3 separate regions of the Homo sapiens genome follow, and all the other regions are linked to region 3. Evidence: chromatin loops called from intact Hi-C (ENCODE). Cell type or tissue: dorsolateral prefrontal cortex. All regions are shown on one strand.

The links. A loop is a pair of places that touch in the nucleus more often than their neighbours do. Peaks named below come from ENCODE experiments on the same cell type or tissue, not always from the same donor. Only the 100,000 strongest peaks of a DNase experiment are listed, where the experiment ranks them.
Region 1: a loop joins it to region 3, with 8 times the contacts of the local background. A loop is called at or near these places in 3 of 110 quality-filtered maps.
Region 2: a loop joins it to region 3, with 6 times the contacts of the local background. A loop is called at or near these places in 4 of 110 quality-filtered maps.

Annotation. Positions count from the first base shown.
Region 1 is chr6:22,653,407-22,661,406 of GRCh38, reverse strand. The region is part of intron 2 of LINC03005 (long intergenic non-protein coding RNA 3005); the gene reads left to right. It overlaps LOC105374973 (a long non-coding RNA gene), which reads right to left. Exons shown (of 5, transcript XR_007059497.1): 3 at 6,375-7,530; 4 at 5,395-5,441; 5 at 1,385-3,477. Among named protein-coding and RNA genes, the nearest start is that of LINC03005, 61 kb to the left of the region's middle. In dorsolateral prefrontal cortex, a CTCF peak has its summit at 3,490; a DNase peak (open chromatin) is centred at 3,656; H3K4me3 peaks cover 767 bases; H3K27ac peaks cover 1,990 bases.
Region 2 is chr6:22,733,651-22,741,650 of GRCh38, reverse strand. No RefSeq gene overlaps it. Among named protein-coding and RNA genes, the nearest start is that of LINC03005, 20 kb to the right of the region's middle. In dorsolateral prefrontal cortex, a CTCF peak has its summit at 4,078 (motif pointing right); a DNase peak (open chromatin) is centred at 4,110.
Region 3 is chr6:22,141,385-22,149,384 of GRCh38, reverse strand. The region is part of intron 9 of CASC15 (cancer susceptibility 15); the gene reads right to left. It overlaps NBAT1 (neuroblastoma associated transcript 1), which reads left to right and starts at 2,192. Exons shown (of 3, transcript NR_034143.1): 1 at 2,192-2,345; 2 at 2,634-2,706. RefSeq lists enhancers at 1-1,040, 3,666-4,167. In dorsolateral prefrontal cortex, CTCF peaks have their summits at 3,112 and 3,312; DNase peaks (open chromatin) are centred at 1,180, 2,264, 2,644 and 3,104; H3K4me3 peaks cover 3,888 bases; H3K27ac peaks cover 4,045 bases.

The DNA of each region.
Region 1 (8,000 bases), 510 kb before region 3:
ATGCCATTAATATGGCCACCGGACTCTCCAGCATAAATCCCCATCGGCACATCTAGGAGACCTTTTTTGACAAGGCATAAGACAGCCTCTGGTTGTCATCAGATTACAATCTACCTCTTTAGTGTCTCCTCGCTCTATTGTCTCACTAACCCCCTCTACTTGATACTCAAGAAAATAGCTCATATTGACTGAGTATGTTTCAAAAATATATCCTTACAATACCTTATCATTCTCATACTGCAAATGAAGAAACTGAAGCAGAGAGGTCAAATAATTAGCCCAGCATGTGCACCTAAGTGATGGAGCTGGTATTTGAACCTAGACCATTTGACTTTGGTATCTGGTCTCTTAACCGATGCTCTTTATTTCACATCCACAGTAATTTCTATTCTCTGACTATATCAAGATTTCTCACACCTTTGTATCTTTACAATTGTTTTTTTTCCTTTGCATGAGAACTTCCACTGTCTCCTCATTACTTTATCCACCAGATCAATTCTTTGACATCCTTTAAGGCGCATCTCCAAAGAAACCCGCGTGTCAATTTATCAGACCTTACCAGAAATATTTAGTAGTTTTTCTGTGTGCTTGCCTAGCATTTAAGACAATGTAAATATGACATGTCTTCCTCATTAGAAAATGTATTTTATATCTTAAATTTCTACCGTCAAGTGCAGTGCGTGACAACAGCTGGCTCCCAGTGAATGTCTATTGGATTTTTGGCTGCAGGGGGTGGAGGAGACAGGGCCATATGAACAGGACAACTTTTGGTCAGGAGGTCTTGAGATTGCTGATTGAGCTGAAATTGTCTGGACTCTTGAGATTTCCCATTCTAATTTGAGAAACATTGATCTATACAAGAATGAAGTTCATTGTAGTTATCTTAGGTTATCATTCATGGAGCTATTGTTGACAAAGAGTCATGAGACTTCACAGCAGTGTTAGAGCTGAGACCAGTTAATAGGTAAAGCCCTAGTTGCACAAAGAAGTAAACTGAGATTAGAAAGATTAAGTAACTTATCCACAATGACACTGCAAGTTAGTATCAGAGCTCTGCTTAAACCTGCATTTTCTGACTTCTAATCTATCCATAGTTCCTGGCTCTTTCCTATGAACATACAAATGCCAAAACGATTTTATGTGTTTATACACATATACATATACATATATCTTCACTGCTAATGAACTGATTCAATAAATGCATGTATTTGCCTCACATAAAGCCTGGATGTATTTGTGGGAATGATTAGAACTAATATGAATTCAGTGATTTATACATGAGATCGTCTCATTTACTTCTGAAATGTACAAAGAAATTCACAACTTCACTTTTCCCCCAGGAGAGGAAAAAAATCTATCCAGTCAACAGTTTTCCAACAAAAAAGGCAGTGCAAAGGAATCAAGTTTATTGAGTTCTGCTGACTTACTTTTCCCAGTTTTCAATGCTTCTATAACTACCATCATGATAGCATAAAAGCGCTAACATTTTTGTAATAATTGTCCTTTACCACAATTTCTGAAAAATGCTTTACATGCTTTATCACATTCAATATATAAAACAACCCTATGAGATAGATCACAATTACAATTTCCTATTTTATAGTTGGGGATACTAAAGCCCAATTTAATAAATGCCACAGGGTCATAGAACTTTAAAGTGGCAGAAGCCGCACTTGTATTTAAAATGAATCTGACACCAAAGCTTATGCTTGTAACCATGAATCCAGTCCATATGTCTTTAACAGTATATTTAATTTCCATCCAAAATGATGGAATCATAGAATTAAAGACCTAGAAATGATATTGGATGCCACCAGATCCCTATACGTCACTTAATAGAAACACAAAGTGAGGTTCTGGAAAATAGGTGAATCAACCTCTCCTGGACTTAGTGTGCTTACAATTTTTCCATATTTTTCTATATCACACAATAAAGTGCTTTGCATAGTGTACATACTTAATAAATATGGATGATTGACTCTCATGGATTCTTCCATAACTGTATACAGCCATATAAACACATGCATATGCATATATGTGTATCAATGTCTAGTCTGTGTGTTTCCAATAATACAGAAAGTTAGAATAACAGCCAGCTTGTCAAAACATAGCAAAAAGGACCACATTTTGGAAAGAATTACAGTATCATTACTGTTGACATGGGTAGAATAGATGAGTGTCCCCTAACTACTGCCTGTCAGGGCCTACTCCCATCTCAGCACTGAGTTTAAATAGTACTCAGCCAGCTGCCTGTGGATTTAGCCAACATTGCATGTCAATGCAAAAGTCTGATTGCCCAGATGGTTATTTCTAGGCCCACGATCAAAAATAGTAACTGAGCATGGCTGTAAGGCATATCACCCTGCACATAGGCTAGTGGTTTCTTGCTTTCTTCATATATCCTTCCTCTGTGCAGAATAGGCATGTTGATGTTAGCTATTTTAACAACTCTCACTAGGAACAAAAAGAGAGAAACAGAAGGATTTGGGCAGCAATCCTCTAAATCTGTGAAAATCTCTGTATTACTCTGCCCCTCATATCTTCAACTGCATTCTTTCTTTCCTCACTGTTATTATTGGATATAGAGTATCCACTCTGTGAACTTCCTTGAGCATGTATTTTCCCCCTTTATGTATCCCCTCTATCATCTCCAGCACAGTAGTTTTGCACTTGAAAAGCAAAATAGAGAAATGTAACAGACACAAAGCAAACAGACAAAACAAAAAAACTTCAAATGCTCTGAGGGAAAAAAATGGAAGAAGTTCCAATTTTAAAGTTTGACTAGCCCTTTGCCTGCCCCAAGGTAAGAAAATGCTAGCGCAATGCGGAAAATCAGATCTGTGATGCAGTGCTTTTGAACAATTCAACTTGTGACAAGAAACAGAACAACCCTCAAAATTTCATCAGAGCAAGTTTGATTAACAATTCTGAATCCCTAAATGGTGAATTAGGAACTCTCTCTGAGGCAAAAAGTGGGGAGGCTGTAAAGATCTGGAATACCATCTTTGCCCTGACATGCCTTGGGTTTATAGGGAGCCACTCCTGGTTACATATTTGGAAAGAGATCACTTCATTGCCTTGGAGGGGAGCCTCTCTTCTTATAAATTACATTAATTCAGACCTTCATCGGTCCTTCCTGGTTCTATTTCAGTAAACAAACATAGGAATAAATTGTTCTGAGCTTGCTTTGTTTATTCTAGTTCTTTCCTCCACCAGCTCCCTTTTCTGATCTTTCTATTCCCCTAGGCAGAGAATCTTTACAGGGGAAAATTGCTCATTTCAATGTTAGCATTTTTTCTTACACTGGAATAACGTGGCTCAGCTACTCTGACCTTGAAGTGCAATCCCCCTCTCCCCCACTATAAGAAATCATCAGGGGCTGTAAGGTGAACAGCACCACGTTTCCATTTCTTTGCAATCCATATTTACATGGTGAAGGTTATGCTGGTTCCAAAGGAAAAAGGACAGCCCATCATCCTAAAAGAATGACAGATAAGGATTAGGGTTAATACTGGCAAACATTTAGAAACTGAAAGAAAGACTGCATTCATGACAGAAATAAAAGGGGCCATTCTTTGGCAAAACATAAAACAGCATCTGTTGAAACAACTCAAGTTCTGAGCTGCTTTGCATGGCATCCTTTGTTGCCCAAGGATGGCAGCTTCTCTCAGGCCTTTGAGGACATGAAATGATGACAGATACGGGTCCTGTGCCAAGAAGCAAGAAAAAAAATCACATTTTGATGTGCAACTACTTGATTCTTAGCCATCTAAAAATACAGAGAGGAAGCTGTCAATTGCATGTAATGAACTGCTCTGGTAGCACTGGGTGATTAATTTCCAGCTTTACCCTGCTCTATCATGTACTGTGGAGAGCACATTACCAGAGCTTTTTGGCTTCAAGGGAAAGATCAACCCCATGTGTGTAATCTACTCCAGGTGTACCAAAGTGGGCTCTTTGCCCTTTTCCTTTGGCTCAGTACTCTATCCCACTGACATTCTGGTGTGATGCATTGGCTTTTTCTTTGTGCAATGTTCATAATAACAAAGTCCAGAAAATTCCCATTTGATTCACATATTTATAGCAACAACTCGTTTTTGTCAGTATTTTTAACATCATACTTTTTAGCTGTAAAATGGGGAAAACAAAAACACAATCTTGGTCATGCTTTAAACCACAGAACTAAATGCTGAGGTCACCTACCACTTGTAGATTATTAACAAAGCTTTTAATACACACAACTGATTGTAGGTATTATTAGAAACAGAGAGGATGAATGTTTTAAACCACCAAGGTCATTCTCATTTGTATAGTGTAAAAAATAGAAAACATCAAATACATACACTCTTCGCTATTTCATATTTATTCCCAAAACATTTCAGATATATCTGATTAAAGGACTGGTAACTTTTCTTTCTCCACATATGAGGTAGCTAATAGATACCAGCCTTGTTGAGGAAAAATGGACTTTGTTTTACTGCAAGTAGATTTTATGACTTTTTCTTTTGATGTCTAAATCATGAAACATGCCAGAGGCACTTTGTTGTCTGTTTATAGTACCTATGTACACTCTTAATGAGTTGCCAATTTTTACTTCCTTTAAGAAACCCTAATGGTAAAACATTTATCTACATATTGAAAAATTCATTTAAGCATGTTCTGTGCTTCCAATGAGGCACCGTCTAATGGTCTTTTTAATTAAATGTTGGTTCCAAGGATTTCTCTGTTGTTTAAGGCTGTAGTTCAGCTTGTTCATCATGGATTGCAGGTTGGGAGACATGAGATTTAATTCAAACCATTATTTTTAAGGGAGGATTTGGCTTAAGTTGTTTTAAAGATAACTCAAAAGCGGTATACGTACTTAACCCTGAGAACTTACTGATGACAATCTTAATTTTAATTTTGTTTTGGCCTCTCTGTTATAATACCAGAGGTGGAAAGACTTACTAAGTAAGAAAATCTTTGCCAACAAGTTGCCTTTATGAAAGAAGTTTATTTTTGTTAATTGACCAGAGGCAGCAGTTGGGTAACAAGTTGCAGCAGCTGATGCACTGCACACCTATAGGTTGGTAGGGTCACGGGATCTCAGTTCTATGACACTATGAGGTGGTGTTACCCAATTTGAGGCTCAGCTATTCTCAAGAATAGTTGAATGTTGTTACTAAAGTGGAAATTATTGGTAGTGGGCGAGGACAATGTTGAGACAATGTTAGGCTGGAGTGAAATTTGTAAAAGAAAGCCACAGAATCGATTCAAACCCAAATCTAGTCTCCGGAGTATGCGGGAAGACATGGGTACCTGCAGCGTAAACTCCATTCTCAAATGCCTTCTTACCTTAATATACTTGGAAGCCTCTATAGCTGCACCTGGGGTTAAAGAAGCAATATTGCCTACCTGAGTGAAGCATGTCCCTTCTCTTCTTTTGTGAGCTTTCTCCATTACTGAAGGGAAAAACAAACAAAAAGTATTACCTACTTTCTTTCCCTTACTGCTAAGAAAGAATCTGGTCTTTGATTAGGCAAATCTGTTTCCCTACTCAAGAAGAAACAATAAAAGTCCTTTGTTGCAGTATCCAGTGGACCCTAAGTTGACTTTGTATCAGGGCCCATTTTTACTAATTAATCACCTGCACTGCAGATCCTTAAAAGTGAAAGTTCTATTAGTTGGTTAAGGATGTCTTTCCTGCCTCCTTCCAGAAGCTATACATAAATGTTCAAGACAATTTTTATTGTCACACTCTCCAAGGATTACAATAGATGGTCACTTTAGGCATGGTTTCCAGAAACTCCCCTTTCTGCATGAGCTAAAATATTAAATGTATAAAAACAATTATGTGGGAAATGCTGTATTTCAATGCTTAGATTTACTCATATTAAAACTAAAAGATCATTGGGTTGGAAAGTGAAGAAAACCATCTTGGTCCTGGGTGAGACTGTGTCAGAACCTGGAACAATCTTCTCAGAGGCTCATCAACAGAATAAAAACATGTAAAACATCTATCTTTTTTGTTTCTTTGTTTCTTTAGCCTACGGGATGACTACTGAAAAGTTCCCCCCAATATGTTCCACTTTATATAAGAAATTGTTTTCAATATAAAAAAGATTTACTGAAACATTAATAACATTTTAGAGAAAAGGAAAAATAAAGAGTAATTATGTAAACAGTAGAGCCAACAAGAGGCAGGAAAGCATCTCTAAAAACCCAGCAAGACCCTTAGGCTAAATTAAATAGTACTAATATTTATTGAATGTTTTGTGCCATGTACTTTACATATTCAATCTCAATTAGCATTCTTAACAATCCTGTGAGGTAGATATTATTATTCTAAATTTTAGAGATAAGGGTCTGGGACTCAAAGAGTATAGGAAACTAACCTCAGCAGTTGTTCAATGGCAGAAGGTGAAATCAAGCTCAAGTCTTCCTAATTCCAGAATTCACATTCTCCTCCCTCTACCGTTTGGGCTCCTGGGCAACAGAACTGAGTAAGCAAATGCTCTGTGCAACTATTCCACAAAATTCTTTTTCTATGACTTGGGATTATTTAAGGGTCAGGTCCCATCAAATATCAATGTGTGGAAAGCCATGGGCAAAGCTAATCTCAGATTCTGTACTTACAAATACTCAAGTTCAGGAGACTAGTATGTTGCAGGGTTAAAACCGGGATCCAGGTTTACCTTCATCTCTAACCCTCTTCTCCCTCAGGATGAAGGCTCAGATCAGTTTCATCTATATGCTATGCCTGCCTGACCTGGAGAACTTGGTGTTAAAGGAAATGTGTTTATCAAATGTGTCATGTTATCCTTGGAGGGCAACTGAGGATCAGAGCACAGCTGCCTTGAATTGTTCCATCGAGTTATTCCACTGCAGTTAAGTGGAACATCAAAAAACGTCAAGAAGCCTAAAACATGGAAACTTGTTTAATTTTCTCAAACAATGGCACTAACCAAAGCAAACGAAACTTTGACAAGAAAGAAGCAATTGTTTAGCCTTGTCATGTCCTCACAGTTAATAATACAAAGGGTATATTCACAGTGCAAAGATACTTTCCCTTTCTCTCAAAATAGAAGACAACGTATTGTAAGATATTTTACAGATGTCCTTCCTCATAGAACTCTGTAAACTTTACTAGCTCAAGAACAAAATCAAAGTTTCAATTCACGGGACTGATTCATCTTGCATTTTAGGTATTCTAATGGTATATTTGTACTGTGTGTTGCAACCTATAGAATAAATGTACTTCTTCTTCATGTTTCCTGTTTGCTGATGACAGATACCAGTGGCTCACCTTTCGGCCTATGAAACAATGATTTCTTTTCAAATTTGAAATCTGAATAACTATGCACCACAATAGCTGCCTTTGACCCAGAATTTTTCTCTAGTCATTATCTTCCAAAGAATTTTTCTGCAGTTCGTTATCCTCTAAGTTCTGAATCTTATCCAAAACCTGTTACAACTTAAACTTCTGGCTCCCACTCTTAAGGACTTGCTGTTTCATCAGATCTTCCTTCTCCATTTTTCCATCAGTGAAACCTAAAATAAATTCAAAATCATAAGAATGTAAGAGCAAACCTAATGTTCTGTATCATGGCATAATTTTACTTAGAGAAACCAAAATATCTGAAGGTGAGTTGTTCAAATCTTAAGTGACAACAGTTAACTTACTATGAGCAATAGAAAAAAAATTTAAATATTAGAACAAGTGCTACAAAAGAATGGACATTTTGGGACAGAAACTTTCTGTATTGGTAAATCTGCCACCCTTCTGAATAATAAATGATTTGATTTTACTTCCACAAGAATCACTATTGTGCTCCTCTTTGGCGACTTTTGGGGAATTGTTACAGTTTTGGTTAGAGTGGAAAGCACTTATACATAAATGAATTCTTTGATTAATAAAAGTATTTTATAATTTTATATGTATGCTTACCTGAGATGTTACATTACAAAACATCATTACTGGCTGGGCGCAGTGGCTCATGCCTGTAATCGCAGCACTTTGG
Region 2 (8,000 bases), 590 kb before region 3:
CTTTCGGTTTTATCCATATATTTTCAGATATCCTCACATAACATTTCTTGGCTCTGGCTGCTTGACCTCACACCCTGGATTCAATTTGACCAGAGGCTTTCCATTATTTGCTCTGATTCTTCAACTTGGATTTATGGTAGGATTTGCTCTGATTCCACACAGGACAACTGCAGATTCAAGGAATGAGGTCAGGATGGAAAAGCATCGTGACTTATAGTTTGGAATAAACACCTGCACATTGCACCGTGAGGCCTAGCTGATGCCAAACCCAGGTTCTTGGGGCGTCTCCTGAAAGGCCTGCCGGATTCTTCCCAGGAGAGAGCTAAGAAAACTATGAGTATTAGTAAATGGCTGCGACTACTGGCTACTTATCGATAGCCATTTTAGTGTGCATGCAGTCCAAAACATTATTCATGCTGTCATCCACATTGTGTACACATATACTTCAAGGGGTTAGGACTTACCTAACATAAATTATGGTGAAACAGTGAACTTGTAGACAACATTTCTGATGTTGCATCTCTTATTTATTTCTCTTTTTATCACAGAATTACCTACCATGAATCAAATTCTCAAATAGTCATCTATACAAATCCATGTAAACCTTCAAGCAAAGTTATAGGCAGCTTGAATTTAGCCTCTTAGGTCTTGTATAAGAAGGTGACATTGACTTTCTCCCTCTCTCTTTTTTCTTTTTTTGGAACAGGGTCTTTCTTTGTCACCCAGGCTGTAGGGCAGTGGCACAATTATGGATTACTGCAGCCTTGACCCCCTGGGCCCAATTGATCCTCCCACCTCAGCCTGCCAAGTAGCTGGAACTACAGGCACATGCCACCATGCCCAGATAATTTTTTAATTTTTTAAATTTTCTGTAGAGTCGAGGTCTTGCTCGGTTGCCTAGGCTGGTCTCAAACTCCTGGGCTCAAGCTATCCTCCCACTTTGGCCTCCCAAAGTGTTGGGATCACAGGCATGAGCCACCACACCTAGCTGAGATTGACTTTCAGGAACTTAATGTACATAATATCTTTCTAAGCCAACTTCTTCCCATTCTTACACACTTTCATAAAGCACCCCAGGGCCCTTTTATTACAGACCCTGTCCATCAAGACCTATGCATTTGATATTATATTCTGCTTTCCACCTTTTGTCCTCAGCAGCAGAATCAGTGTAACAAGTCAAGGCAAGGTGAGGGGTGGTAGTGAAGATCCCTGAGAACCCAGACTGCAACTCCCAAAACAACATGGAACCACTACATTAGACTCTTCATTCTTCAGTAAGATCACACTTGCCTCCCTGTGTCAAGAAAGAGCAAAGTCAGTTCTTGGTTTAAATTTCTTTTGGTCTCTATAGTACAGTTAATCTGCATTGTATATTATTATTGAGGAACAAACTCAAATAAACACTAACTGACCTACACTGAAACAGTGCAACAAGAGAAATTGTACATTACGGTGGTCAAGTGCTTGGCTTTTGAAGTCAGGCAGATCTGAGTTTGAAAACTGACTCCACTAAATACTGATGGTAGTTAATATCTATAAACCGTATTTTTCACATCTATAAATTGTTGATAAAATTATATTTCTCAGAAAGCGCATATGAAAATTAAATGTCATGATGCCTAAATAGTCCCCAGTATGGTAAGTGGCCCATCATAATAATTTAATAAGGGTTAATATTATTAGTTACATATTGGTAAAGTGTCTTTTAGGAAACTACCTTTTTGACCTAATTAAATGGTAACTGCAATCATGGAACAAAACCATCAGGATAAGAAAACCATTCCCCATATCTAAAATAAATTCTTGCAACTACAGCATAAGAACACTTTCTCTCCTTCCTTCCTTGCTGGCAAAGGAAACTAGCTGATCACCTTCATCTATCTGTCGAATAACACTGCACACAAGGGAATTGACTATTAACCCTACTTACTCTACTCCATGCTGTTAACTCTACTTACTCTACTCCATGCTTTACAAAATAAATAAATAAATAAATCCCGTCTCATTTAACCTTTCCAGACTGGGTTTGTTTTTTAACTCCTTGATAATCTTAAGGGCTCACTTTTGAACATTCCACATTGTCTGTCTTCACTGTAAGGGTTCAAATAGATTCAGTGCCTTGCACCTGCCTGGCATTGTCATACTGTGAGAATGGCCAGGGTGGAAAATGAAGATAGGGAAGAGCTTGGGTTTTCCAGTCAGATATTTTGCTGCCTTGAAAGATAGTAATATGTTGCTGATGACAGCTCTTAGATGCTACCAATTTGACTCTAAGATCCCTTTCATCGGCATGTAAATATCTAATTTCTATTCTTACTAGCGACTTTTTTTTCTCCTCCTTAAGTTTCTTTATCCTTGAAAAGCAACATGTGGAAAATCAAGGAAAAAAATTATTTGCTGTGATGTTGTGAAAATGTAAAATAAGGCTATTATGGCCCAAAGTACATGGTTAATTCCATCTATCTTCCATTTCAAACTGTCTCTTTTTATAGCCCATCTTCTGAACAGGTACTTATATAATTTGACGTCTGGACAAGATACTAACAAACAATAATCAATATCAATATTTTCATAGTAACGTGGAGAAAATGGTGGCGTGGTCAAAAAGATTGGAAACACTATGTTATGTCCACCTCTTGGGAACCCCTGATGTGCAATGGTTTATGAAAGCCTAAGAAGTCCAGCAGTAAATAAGACTGTTCAATTTGACTAAACATGTCTTCCTCAAACTTGTATCATGATGGAATTATTTTGGGGGATGCGTACTTACATGCGATAGAATTTGCATTCCTGTGGAACACACATTGATATGTTGCTATTACTCAACTTTATTACTGTACACAAGGAAACTGAGAGCCAAACTGAGGCCCTTTATTTTTATTCCTTTCAAATGTTATATTCTTTCTCATGTTTGTGGAGGGGGGAAAACAGCTATCTATAGAGCATTTATGCTACCTTTGCCCCACTGATATTTCTTATTGCATTTTCAGCCAAAATGACTGAGCATGCTTTCATCTGCCTTTAACAAAGAGAAATAGCAAAAGTGTAGGCTTCTGTTTAGAGATCGTTTATACCCTATTCCCTAATTTTCCCCTCCATATACTTCCTCAAGACATGTTAATGCAAATGTGTCTAGGAGAAATGTGTACTCTTTAGTAATAAGCTAGAGACTTAGTCTTTCATCCACCTTTGAACAAGTAGTTACATAGCCACATTTACTAGTTCCAAGTCGTGCTAATATATGAGGAAATGACAAAGCATTAGGTCACCATGAAGTCATAAAATATCTGAGGAGTTGATCAATATTAATTTATGAATGCACGTATAATGTGCATATCTCATTTTTCAGCTGATGACTTCTATTACCCGGAAAGAGCCTCATGGAAGAGAATTATAAAAGTTCTTTCATGTCAGCCTTGAAATCGAAGGCCGTAGAAAGCATTCATTGGAAGAAAGAGGTTACTTTTTATTATTGTGTATGACCCAGAGCAAGTGTCTTCAGTGTCTTCATTTCTTCTCTAAAGAACAACTCATTGGAAAATCACTTGGAGACCCTCACATAACAGATGAGAGCAATGTACTATCAAAAACCTGAATAAGAGAAAGCTCGAGAATTGATTTTCTATGTTGCTGTGACCAATCTGCTTTTCATTAGTTCCACTGACATCAGTACTAAATATATAAAAACAAGAGTTGTGTGTGTATATTGTTTTGTATTATTTTTTGTTTTATCATAAAAGCTCCACCCTCCGTTCCCCACCCCCCACCCCACCACACACAAGCTGTAGCCTTCCAATGAAGGGGGAAGAAAAGAAATAATTCTCATATTCTCCTATTTGCCCCAGACCTGAATTACTCCATTTCCTCAAGTCAGCAAATCCCCTGTACATCTGAAGCACTAAACTCAGTTCCTGAAAATATTGCCTGCTTGTTAAAGCACCCACACTGGATAGGCCCTTAAAGAGCCAGACATGCCTTGAAATTTACTGCCTCAAGCCCATCCGTCTTTCCAAGGCCTGCAATTTTCTTGAGTCTTTTCCCCAGACAAAAAGCTTCGGATGTTTGTCCCTGCAGAGGGCAACCAAGAGCTATGCTGCCAGTCGAACCCATCCTTGTACCCTGAAGAAACAGTGAGCAAGGATTCCTGGCTTTGGCCTTTGCGGGAACTTGACAGCTAATCCAAGTCATGCGAATGGCTTTAAGCTGACCCATCTTTTCTTTTTTAATTTAACAGTATGTGCAACTGTTTGGGAAAGACCAATTAGGCTGACCCATCATTTCTTCAAAGGCCTGATTGTTCTGATGTTTGGTCAAGCACACATACTACACGTAGATATGCCGTAGAAGCCAGATTTAGATACAAATCTACAGGCGTTCTGAGTTTCTCTGCCATCCAGCCAGCTTCCCCTCTTTTTAGGTGGATGTAGTCTCATTTGGCACCTCAAAGCTTGACGCAACACACCAGACTTCCTTCAGACCGTTTTACAACTGGTTTGTTTCGTTAATTAACCTCCTTTTGTGAGGTCTAATAGCCATCAGCCAGAATGATATTGGCTTCGTAGCAAAGAGTTTTATAGCTGTGTCACAGCATATTTTGATTTTCCAGCTAAAATTATCTACTATGCTCTCCGCATTACCATTTAAAGCACAGAAAATTTTCTTTGAAGCTGACAGTGTCCTGTTCCTCTTCATTAGAGTAAGCCAGAACTGTGCCATTAAACATGCTGCAGCAGAGAGGCCTGCAGGAGGCCCCTTCTCAGTTGTCCCTTCTTAGGCTTCAATTAAAAGATAATACTGACTACTTTCATAGCCCAGAAAAGTAAATTAACTCATCATCCAAGGAAACACAAGGTCTAAAATATAATTTCTTAGAAATTTGTGGCGCTTCCTCAGGTGAAATCTGTTTTCAGCTGCTTCTAGCTCCTATTTGGTAGGCACTTTCTGGAGACCTACGCTCCTGGTCATTTCAAATTCCTCTTAGCACCTTTATGTTCCTAATGGCATCTCTGAATTTTAGATCTAAGGGAATCACAGAGAGCAGATGCAAACTGTGAGATTAGACCATTTTATAATAATGCCTTAGACCAATGTTCTCAACCACTGATACTGCCATCAGCAGCATTAACATGAAAATGCCCGGGTACCACGGACCCAGTGAAGAAGAAATTCTGAGAGTGAGGTCCAGCAAGCTGCGTTTTAACAAGTCCTCCAGGTGAGTCTGATGCAAGCTAAAACTGAGAACCACTGCCTTGGGTATTTTTGAGGCTTTGGAGATTTCCAACTTATTGTGACATCCAGTAGTTTTGCTTCTTTACATTATAACTTCATTAAGTAGGCAGAATAGATAATACCTTTTCCAAATCTCTGTAGAGGAAACTATAGTTTAGAAACGGTGTTTGTTCAAGAGCAGCCTGTTGCTAAATGTTAAAGCAAGTCTAGATCACGAGGTTTCCAGTCCAACACTCATTTCCGCTGCAGTCTGCAGCCTGTGGAACAGAGTTGCTACCGCATGGACATAGAAGCCAGAAAGTCTCACCTGGCTCTAGTGACAGCATCGGCTGGGCCAACCAGGTAGAGCCCCTAATGGCTGATCCCCAGGAAAGTAAGCAAAAAAAGAAAGAGAGGAAAAGAGGAAGGGAGGAAGAGAAGACGGAAGGAAAAGGAAGAAAGGAAGGGAAGGAGGAAAAAAGAAAAGTTAGAAAATTGGATTAAGGATACGGAACAAAGATAAGGAATGAAGAGAGTCTATAGCACCAACAAATACAGTATGGGTATGAGAGAAAAGCAAACATTTCATGAAAGGGTAGAAAAAAAGGAAAGGAGAGCCTGCTTAAAAGGTAGAAGAAGAACCACCTTAAATATTTTTCTTAGGATTTCTGATGGGAGAAAACCACTCAAATTTAGCACAATGTCTTATAACAAACAAATATGGAAGCCACAAAAAATTGTTTTGGTTCAAAACACATTCAAGGCATGTTTTACTTCCTCATTTCTCTTTACATCTTTATTGCCAAAGTCAGTGTGTCTAAAAGTGACAAGACAGGTGCATTGGCTCACACCTGTAATCCCAGCACTTTAGGAGGCTGAGTTGGGAGGATTGCTTGAGCCCAGGAGTTCAAGACCAGCCTGGGCAACATGGTGAAATCCCATCTCTACAGAAAAATACAAAAATTAGCCAAATGTGGTGGGGCACACCTGTAGTCCCAGGTACTCGGGAGGCCGAAGTGAGAGGATCACCTGAGCCAGGGAGTTCTAGACTGCAGTATGCTATGACCACATTTCTGCACTCCAGCCTGAGTGAAAGAGCTAAACCCTGTCTCAAAAAAAAAAAAAAGTGACAACAAACCAAATCAGAACAAACAGATATTTGTTTACAACGAAGACTTCTGAGCAACATGTTAAATTTACCAAATCTGGATGTGGCACGTGGAATCACTATCTTTATCCTGTATCTCAGATGAGCTTCCGTACTTGTCACTAGCTAGACCAGTAAGAGTTCACAGTCTGCAACTGTTGTATTTTGTTTTTAACTAAATAGAATTTTGTAACTAAAAAGGAAAATTAAAAACCTGCCTCTTCAACATCCAAGAAAAGGCCAAAAAAAAAAAAATCTCTGTTTTGAACCCAGTGTAGTGGGAAAAGGTGTGACCCAGGACATAACAGAAAAGCTCATTTTATATGGTATGTGGTCCCTATCTGAATTGAGTAGCAAAGAAATAGTGTATTTCCCATAATTGATATATGTGGTATGTAATGCCTCTTTAGACACATATAGTGATAAAAATGAATATTTGTGCTCTAAGTATAAATATTGTACAAATATATTGTGCTATAGTAAAAATGTTGCTAAGGGACATGATTCTATGGGAAAAAAAATGAAGAAAAATTTATGGACCCAAAGATGTAGTCTCTGGAAAGTCATCCTTTCTGCCCAATCTCCTACTTATACTAGCTGGACAGAAACTGCCCACGCAGTGAACAAAACTGAGTAGATTCTTATCTTGTTAAGAGATCTTGACCCTGTTTCAACAACCATTCTCCATCACTTAAAAACTAGGAAGTTTAAGAGTTGTGAAAAATGCATATGCAAAAAAAATAAATAACTGGCACACCCTTCTCAAGTCAATTCCATCTGCTCCAAATAACACTCCCTTTTAAACTTTGTTCATTAAGCCATTGGTTCCCAACATATATCCCCAGAGATCATAACTTAATTGGCTTGGGATGTGGTCTGGGTTTTGGAATTTTCAAGAGATCCCAGAGGATTCTAATGTGCAGATAAGTCTGGGAAACATTGCCTTAAACTAATCACTTAAAGCAGAATAAAAGCCAGTGTTGATTATAGTACTGTATTAGTCTGCTCTCAAGCTGCTATGAAGAAATACCTGAGGTTGGGTAATTTATAAATGAAGGAGGTTTAATTGACTCACAGTTCCGCATGGCTGGGGAGGCCTCAGGAAACTTACAATCATGGTGAAAGGCACCTCTTCACAGGGTGGCAGGAAAGAGAATAAGTGCCAGCAGAGGAAATGCCAGGCGCTTATAAAACCATCGGATCTCATTAGAACTCACTATCATGAGAACAGCATGAGGGAAACCACCCCCATGATTCAATTACCTCCCACCGGGTCCCTCCCATGACACATGGGGATTATGGGGATTACAATTGAAGATGAGATTTGGGTGGGGACACAGCCAAATCATATCAAGTACTTAAATTCAATCAATTTCCCTGGTTAAAGCCCTCAGTGACTCCCCTTTGCCTATACCATCCATTAGGTCCTATATTCTAGCTCTCAAGTCTTTAGCAGGAAAAGGTAGGCATCCTATTATCTGACCATTGCCTGTCTTTTCAGTTTAATTTCTATCTTCCTGCCCAACAAATTTACAAATGTGAAACTTTCTATAAGGATTAAAGAAAACAGCTTGTGCTATACCTTTTTAAAAAAAAATTTTTTTTCCTTAGCCTTCCCACAATGAGTCCCTGTTTCCTGGAATAT
Region 3 (8,000 bases):
GTCAGGAGTAATTGTGCAGCATGAACACAAATACAAACAGAAAATGAATGCCATGGAGGAGCACTGAAAACAAATAAGAGTAAACATTCTAAGCCTACGGACCAATCAGCTCCTCCCACTGTCTCTTTGTGGAGGCTGTAGTAGCACCCAAATCTCCAAGCACAAGAGACAAGGGAGGGAAGTGAACGTGGCCTTGAAATCTCAACAACTGTGGTACCCTGACTTCCCATAACGATTACTGACTAGCTGCTGTTTGGCTTCAAGACAGCAAAAGCTCCTTCAAGGTTTAAACTCGGGAGATCACCAAAAATCAAAACTCCTTAGTTGTTTTTTAAATTCTAAAGTGGGAATTTTAGAATTTAATTTACCCTATTTACTCGAATGTAACTTTTGACTTCTCTCTATTGAAATGCACAAAAACAAACAAAAAAATTTATGTGTGGATACAGAGATAGGAGACTGGCAGTGCCATTTTTGGCTATTTAGTAAAACATCTTGTATTGATAGAGCTTGCACTGATATTTTCTCGCATGATTAATTTGCATGTTTAAGCGTTCACAGTTTCATTTAATGAACATATCCCCCCTGACAAATTGATAATTCAGCCTTCAATTACGCAGAATTCAGTTAAGTCTTATCTGTGTAATCCATCAGTATTTGATTTACAAACAGAAAATTTCTTAATCCATTTGCCCTTGTTTGAACTGGGTTTGATAACTTAGTTATGACTATCTTCTTCACTTTGTGGCACATATCACATAGTTATTCTTGGATAGATACAGTCACTGACGCAACCATGAACCGCTAATTACAAGCTGGTGACATTCTGCTTGTCTATGCAGCTTTGAAGTTCTAAGGCTGTTTTTCTCTTGTGCGCTTGCTCTGTTTCATTCTCTTCTCCTCATGCCACCCACCCCCAATCACTTACTCTCTCTTTCCTCTTTTCACTTTAAAGCCTTTCTGGATTCACTCTAGGACTATCTGGAGAAAGAGGTAAGAATGATCAGATTCTGTAACTTATTGCTTTTCCTTTCCTTCTGTACTATCCCTGCACACAGATCTACAGTTTGAAAGTACAGTAATAAGATCCTCACCCAGCCCCATCCGCAGGAATGCATCAACAGCTGGCCAAACATAATCCAACACACAGAGCTGCCTTTGTAGAATTAGTAACAAACAGTGGAAGGGCCAGACAGGCGTCCCAGAAGAGCTCCCCATGACAACTGGGAAACCTCCTCACCCCCAGGGTTGAGCTGACTCCACTGAGCTGGGGTTGGAGAACCCCAGCTCTCACATCTGAATCTACAACAAGCCTCAAGTGCCTGCCCTCAACCTCACTAGAAGCTATTCAGAGGGCATTCGGCTCTCCATAACAGCAAGTTAGAAGCAAGCATTCTCCATACTAACAACAGCCATACTCTGCCTCATGGCACATGCCTTTTGAAATGCAACACTGCAAATCTCCAAATCACATGAACAGCATTTACACCTGTACCTAACCATCAGCTGTGAGCTGGTAGGACCACCTCTCGTCTTTAGAAAATAATTTCTTTTTGCAAATTATAGGCTGATCCCGGCACTCTGAAACATGTAAATATAACACTGTATTCATCTCCACTGAGCATTTAGCATCTGAAGCCTGTGGTAGCCAGCTGGTCTCAAAGTCATCTGGGATACATTTATTTTGATTAAATTGATCAGATTTCTATTTACAGGATAGAATTTTTTTGCCATTACTGAATACAGCTGTGTTTACAGGGATTTGTAGAAGAAGAAAACAAAACCCCACAATCGGTCCTAGCAAAGCACAGAGCATTCAGAACTGGAAGGAGTTAAAACAGAGGGGGCTTGCTTTCACAGTAAAAAGAAAATTCTGCATGCAGCTGCTTTGGCCATGCTGTCTCACTAGTCAGGAAATGGGTGTTGAACTGGAGCTGAAAACACAAGCTGCAATCAAGCCCGATCCAGCAAAGTGACAGACTTCCTGTGTAAAATGGTCAGAAACCTTTTTTCATGTCTCTACATGCATGCACATGCATTTAAATCCATGCTGCGAGGCTGCGATTTTCTCTGGGGACACTGGTACAGTCACCTAGCCCATCAGTTCCTTCGTCGACAGCGCCGGGGACATCCAGACTACAATTTACAGTTCCTCTATCCATGTGCTGGGTTATAAATTATGCCATCCTCCCTAGAATGAGAATGCACAGCAAGCGGCAGACAATCACCCGGCATTCGGCATCTCTTTCTTTTCACGCGCTCCCTCGCTCCGCCTTTCTCCAGCTCTGCCTTCTCAGGCAGATACATCAGATACCTTGTTTATCCATCTTCAGCTCCACTCTGAGGTAAAATGCCACCACATCTCGCCATGGGTTGTCCCCCCAGACTAAATCCCTGGGAACAGCCTGAGCTGGGTGCACGCGGCCGAGGCGACGGCTGCCCTTGCCCTGCGGAGCACGGGTGGGCATTGGATGTAAGGTATTCCTAACTTCCCCTTCCCCAGTCCTTGGCGTCCTCTCTAGCCATCCCACCCCAGGTCTTCTGCAGCTTCACCCTGTCCTCCAAGTCCCCTCGCCCAGCTGCGAGGCAGGAGACCCCGGCCGGAGCTCCGCCAGCAGGTCCTTCTTTCGCAGGGCGCAGACGCACGATTCCGGGATCGGGTGCACCACGGCGAAGCCCAGGCGGGAGACGGCAGGAGCAGCTCAGGTAACCAGGGGAAGCTTGCGTGCCCACGGAGATGCAGCCGTGGAGCTGTGAGGAAAGACGGTCTGGCTTCAGAATTTAAAAAAAAAAAATAGAAAAAAAAAAAAAAAAAGAAACACAAAACAGCGCAGCTCGGCGCCAGCGGGGGTGGAAAAAACAGACACAAACCATAAAAAAAAGCAAGAGTTAAAATCAAATTTCAAAAAAAAAAAAAAAAAAAAGGAAATACAGAGATCAGAGTACTTCATGCGACTTTTATTTCTGACGTTTCTTGGTTTATTGGCCTCCCCACCCCCTCCAAAATCTGTTCTGTCCCTGAACACCACTGTCTGTCCATGAGTGCCAGTCACAAAGACTCTTGCTCCCAAGTGCTGCAGACCCAGCATCACATGAGAAACCACATGACAAACTGCAGTCGGCTGCTGATGTGGTCAACTATTTCACCCAGGCAGGGGGAGCAGGAGGGAGACAAACCTCAAGTGAGACATGCCCCTCTCAGGCGGCCAGGAAGACATTTCCTTAAAAGAACAATGAGAAGCATGCCTCTGAAGCTTGCTTGGGAATACATATACACTTTTACATATGCGCACTTACAGAGACTAAAGAGGCCGTGGATACTTGAAGACATTCTGAGGATGCTGTACCACAGACACTAGCTGGATGGCAGCAATATTATTTCTAGTATGTATTAGTCAAAGCTGATTCCACTTAAGTGGATTCCTGAAAAGCACACACCACGTCTTCATAGCATGATCAGGCTTGGAAAACCTATTCTATTATCTCTCCCTGCAATCTGTATCTGAACCTGCATTCTGAATAATTTATTTTTAGACTAATAAGATGCTTGCCAAGACTGCTCCCTTTCTTCGGTAAGCAGCACAGGCAATATTCACCCGAGTAGGAAAGCCTCGTCCCTTTGTAGGGAGAAGAGAAGAGATGGTTTTTTAAAAATGCAATTTCTTATTTAAAGGCAGACAAACACATAGCAATAAAGTTCTCGCAAGTAATCTTAAAAACAAGTGAAATGTTTCTGCTTCATTGAATCGACATGTCTCTTATTTGCAGTTTGGCATCTCATGCTGGCAAATGGTGGTGATATTTTTCTAACACTGCTCATGGCTGCAGCTACAGCCCTTAAGCCACATGGATATTGCTACTTCTCAGCAGGGTGAGAGCAAACAATTGCTTTCTGGAGCACCTTCCTGTGGAGGTGCTGCACTGCCAGGTATGCTTTACTAGTTACATTAAGGCAAGTACAAGTGAGATGGCCTCAGGGTCTGTAGATTCTGTCACTCATCCTGGAATTAAGTAAGTTGCCTATTTGGGACGTCCTTCCCAAGACGTGAGAGGTATACCTTTTTAGCAAAATTGATTATGCCGGCTAACTAGAACCGGAGAATCATTAAACAGGTGGGAGGTAATTGTCTACAACATGTCTTATTGGACTGTGTAGATATCAAGGTAAGTGGCCTTTAATTCATTTGAGATGCCCTTTCAGCCTCTCACTGTATAAGTGTGTCAAGGATGGTCCCAGACCCTGGGGTTCCAATGATGAGCAAGAGATGCATGGTCTCTGCCATCTTGGAGCTCAAGGTCCAGTAACTGCACACATCTTTTGTCCTTCAAGACAACCTTTTCCCAATTTGAATTCTCCAAAGTTAACCAAGGAAGAGATCCAGCAGTCACTTTTTACCCTTGCCTTTTCAACATCCTCTATGATCTCCCAAATCCTATATATTGTTTCTTTACCATCTGCCCTTGGATTTAAGATTTCTTCTCCATTCATTCCTAGAGTCCAAGCTCAGGTTCTCATACCCTCCCACCCAATGATCTCCAATCTGGTCACCCTCTTTTTGTTTCATTCCATTTGGCAGCCTGCCACCAAACTAATCGTACCAAACCACCACATTCATGATGTCCAGAACTACTGTCCAGATGGGTTAGACAACCCTTTGTCCAAAACCAAGGTGGCTCCTTATTTCTTCACGTTCATACACTACCAGTCAAGACAATCTATTATCTGATTATTCATTGTCTATTTAAACAGATTGGTCTATTAATGATCTTCTGATCACATCCTCCATTGAATCAGAAAAAAAAATGGGGGCTCAATTTTGTTAATAACAACGCATAAAGCATTGTGTAAGAAACAAAGACACACGAAGCATTGTCCCTGCCCTCAGAGAACATACTCTATAGAGCCTGTGCTACTTTTTTCTATCAATCATTACTAACCATTTATTATCTTTTATTGCTAGTCATTTCTTCAGGTTTTATTTCCCATGAAAATAATTAGTAAGTCTCAATCCACTTGCTAAGTGTGGGTCAGATAAGTGGTACCACAGATGGGCTGAAAAGGGAACAAACACTTCTACCTAAATGTCTGCGGAGGTTCCCCGAGTTCTCTGGGATTTGCAGTGAGCTATAAAATATCGGGCCAGGGAGTAGGGCAGGATTTAGGTATTAACAACAATAGCAATGGCAGTCGCTAAAAATTAGCACTTACTATGTGCCAGCATCTATTCTAAGCATTTTAGGTACATTAACCTACTTAATTTTATGAGAAAATATTTTTAATAAGTTATTTTCAGTGATACACAGACAGAAGCACAAGAGGGAGGTTAAATAAGTTGCCCAAACTACACAGCAAGTAAGTAGTAAAGCATATCTGGCCCCCGAGTGCGTGGTCTTAACCACCGTGCTGTCCTGCTTTGGAAATGAAAAAAATTGTGGGAGGGAGACCAGGTAGGTGAAAATACATGCATATGTCTGAAGGTGGATGAAGGAATCAAGTAGGGTGTTAGTTCTGTAGAAGCGGGACTAGGTTGAGGAGAGCCACAATATAAAGCTATTACCCTCTTCATAAACATTGGGACCAACAACCAAATTGTAGGATAATAAGTCCGGTAGCCAAATCTAAGATTGATGGGGGAGGAAGGGATTGGGTATAAGGAGACTAATCAAGAGGCTTCTGCAATTGCCTGGCTAAAAGGGAATGGTGCCCAAATCTTGGTAGCGGTGAAAGGAAAATTGAGATGGATTCTGGAGGTGTTATGAAGAAATGACATTATTGCGGTATTCTTGGAAAACAGAGAAGAGGTGATGGTAAAGCTGACTCTACATTTTTTAAAGCTCAGCTGAAGAAAGAACGCAGGTTCCTGAGCTTAGGAGTTGTGTCGTTCATCTTTTTTTCCCCAGTAGCTAGCAAAATGCTTGATATGCCTTTTTAAAGTAATGAATAAATGAAGGTGATGAAGGTAGAAATGGGAACATCAGAAGTGATGACGCCACATATAACAAAAATCTCTACAGTGAATTTAGTAATTCACAGGGTATCTGAGTGGCTTAGGTGGGTTGGCTTCCATCATGCCATTACTTATATATAAACAGAATTTGTTTTCTCTTTCCACCTTTGGCTTGCTTTTCAGATGCTACCTGATTTCCCCCACCACACGCCTCAGATGCTCTTCCTCAGGCTGATCTCAGTCAGGCTGCGTTTCCTCTACCCTGCCCCAGCGACCCCCATCCTTGCCCACCAGCTGTAGACTCATCCTGTCCAGATCTGCCCCCTAATCAGAATGTTGAACTTACCAAGATGATAAGATAAGCGGGCTAACATACTTTAACATTCTTTTATTTTTTTTTTTAATAGCACAGGGAGAAACCACAGACGTTTATCAGCCTTCTCACACAATTTTAGCTAACCAGAATACTAAATTAACGAACGTACCTCATTTCTTGGGCAGTTAATGAAGGTTAATGTGACATACTGCCTCTGGCTCTGGAAGTAAAAAGGGGTGTTACTGCCTCATATTATAGCTGGGGAAAAAAAAGTGTTAATAATCTTTCTCATCAGCAGTAAAGAATTGAGCTTTTAATACCCAGATATATTTTAGTAAAAGGCTAGTATATCATCTGTAAGTGGAGTTCAAGAGCAGTGTTAGATAACTAGGGCATTTCAAGAGCCTGCTTACACCACAGACCAAAAAAAAAAAAAAAAAAAAGAACAAGAGAAAAAAAAAATACAGCCAAAGCTGAATTTATTCCAAGAGAAAAGAAAAATGTGAATTTATGTTGGCAATATTTTCATTTATATCACTTTAGATCAACTCTAATAATCTTTAAATAGTAAGAAGAAAACTTGGATCTCACAAATAAGTGATTTTGAGTAAAGGGGGTAAATGTGTGAGCAAGGTCATTGTTTGATTCAATGATGTTCACACAAATGCATTATGTGGACCTGCTAATCTAAGACAGTGTGGTAGGCATTGTCTAGGGCCCTTAAAGAGCTTACAATACACTTACCCAGGAAGACACTTCCCTTCCTTTTACAGAGGGAAGCTATTGCATTTGATGAGAGCAAAAAATAGCAGGGGAGGCAGGGTAGGTGCAGTGGCTCACTCCTGTAATCCCAGCACTGTGGAAGGCCAAGGTGGGTGGATTGCTTGAGCCCAGGAGTTCGAGACCAGCCTGGGCAACATGGCAAAACCCCATCTCTACCAAAGAAAGTACAAAAATTAGCTGGGTGTTTTGGTGTGCACCTGTAGTACTAGCTACTCAGGAGGCTGAGGTGGGAGAACCACTTACGCCTAGGAGGTAGAGGTTGCAGTGAGCCATGATCATGCCACTGCCATCCAGCCTGGGCAACAGAGCAAGACACTGTCTCAAAAAAAAAAAAAAAAAAAAAGAAGGGTATGCTCTCTTGACAGGGAGCCAACCCACCTTAGAGATCTTACCATAGCAGAAATGGCTTGCATGATGTGAATATTCAGTGAATGTGACTCTTCAATCCTTTAAGTGAATAAGAATGCTATGCTTTATCTGTGCAATCCTGGGAAATATTAATGATGTGCTGATAGTGTCAAGAAAGGCAGGGTCTATAGGTTTATTTAGCAGAGTTGCTAGAGGACTTAAAACTGCATGTCATGGTTTCTAACCTCTTCAAAATGGATGCTGAATTAAGATGAGCCCTTCCCAAAGCAGACTGACAAAGTGACTAATTGCTGGCTGCTGGCAGAGGACTGATTTCCCCTCTCTCTGCTGTCCAGCGTTATTACCCTCGTCCATTTTACAGGGACCAAATGGCAAGTTTAAGGTGGAAGAACTGTGTTTGTTCACCTGTGAGTGGTTTGACCTTAGACTTTGCAGAGCACTGTCAGGAAGTCGGTTTTTCCATGCTCTTTACAGTAAACAAAGACAGTGTGGCTGGGCTCCAAATGTTACAGAAGGTCAGGGACCAAACTGCCTCAAAGACAAAGACTGCTTCCAGAAATTGAAACACAAAATAGATGTGAGCG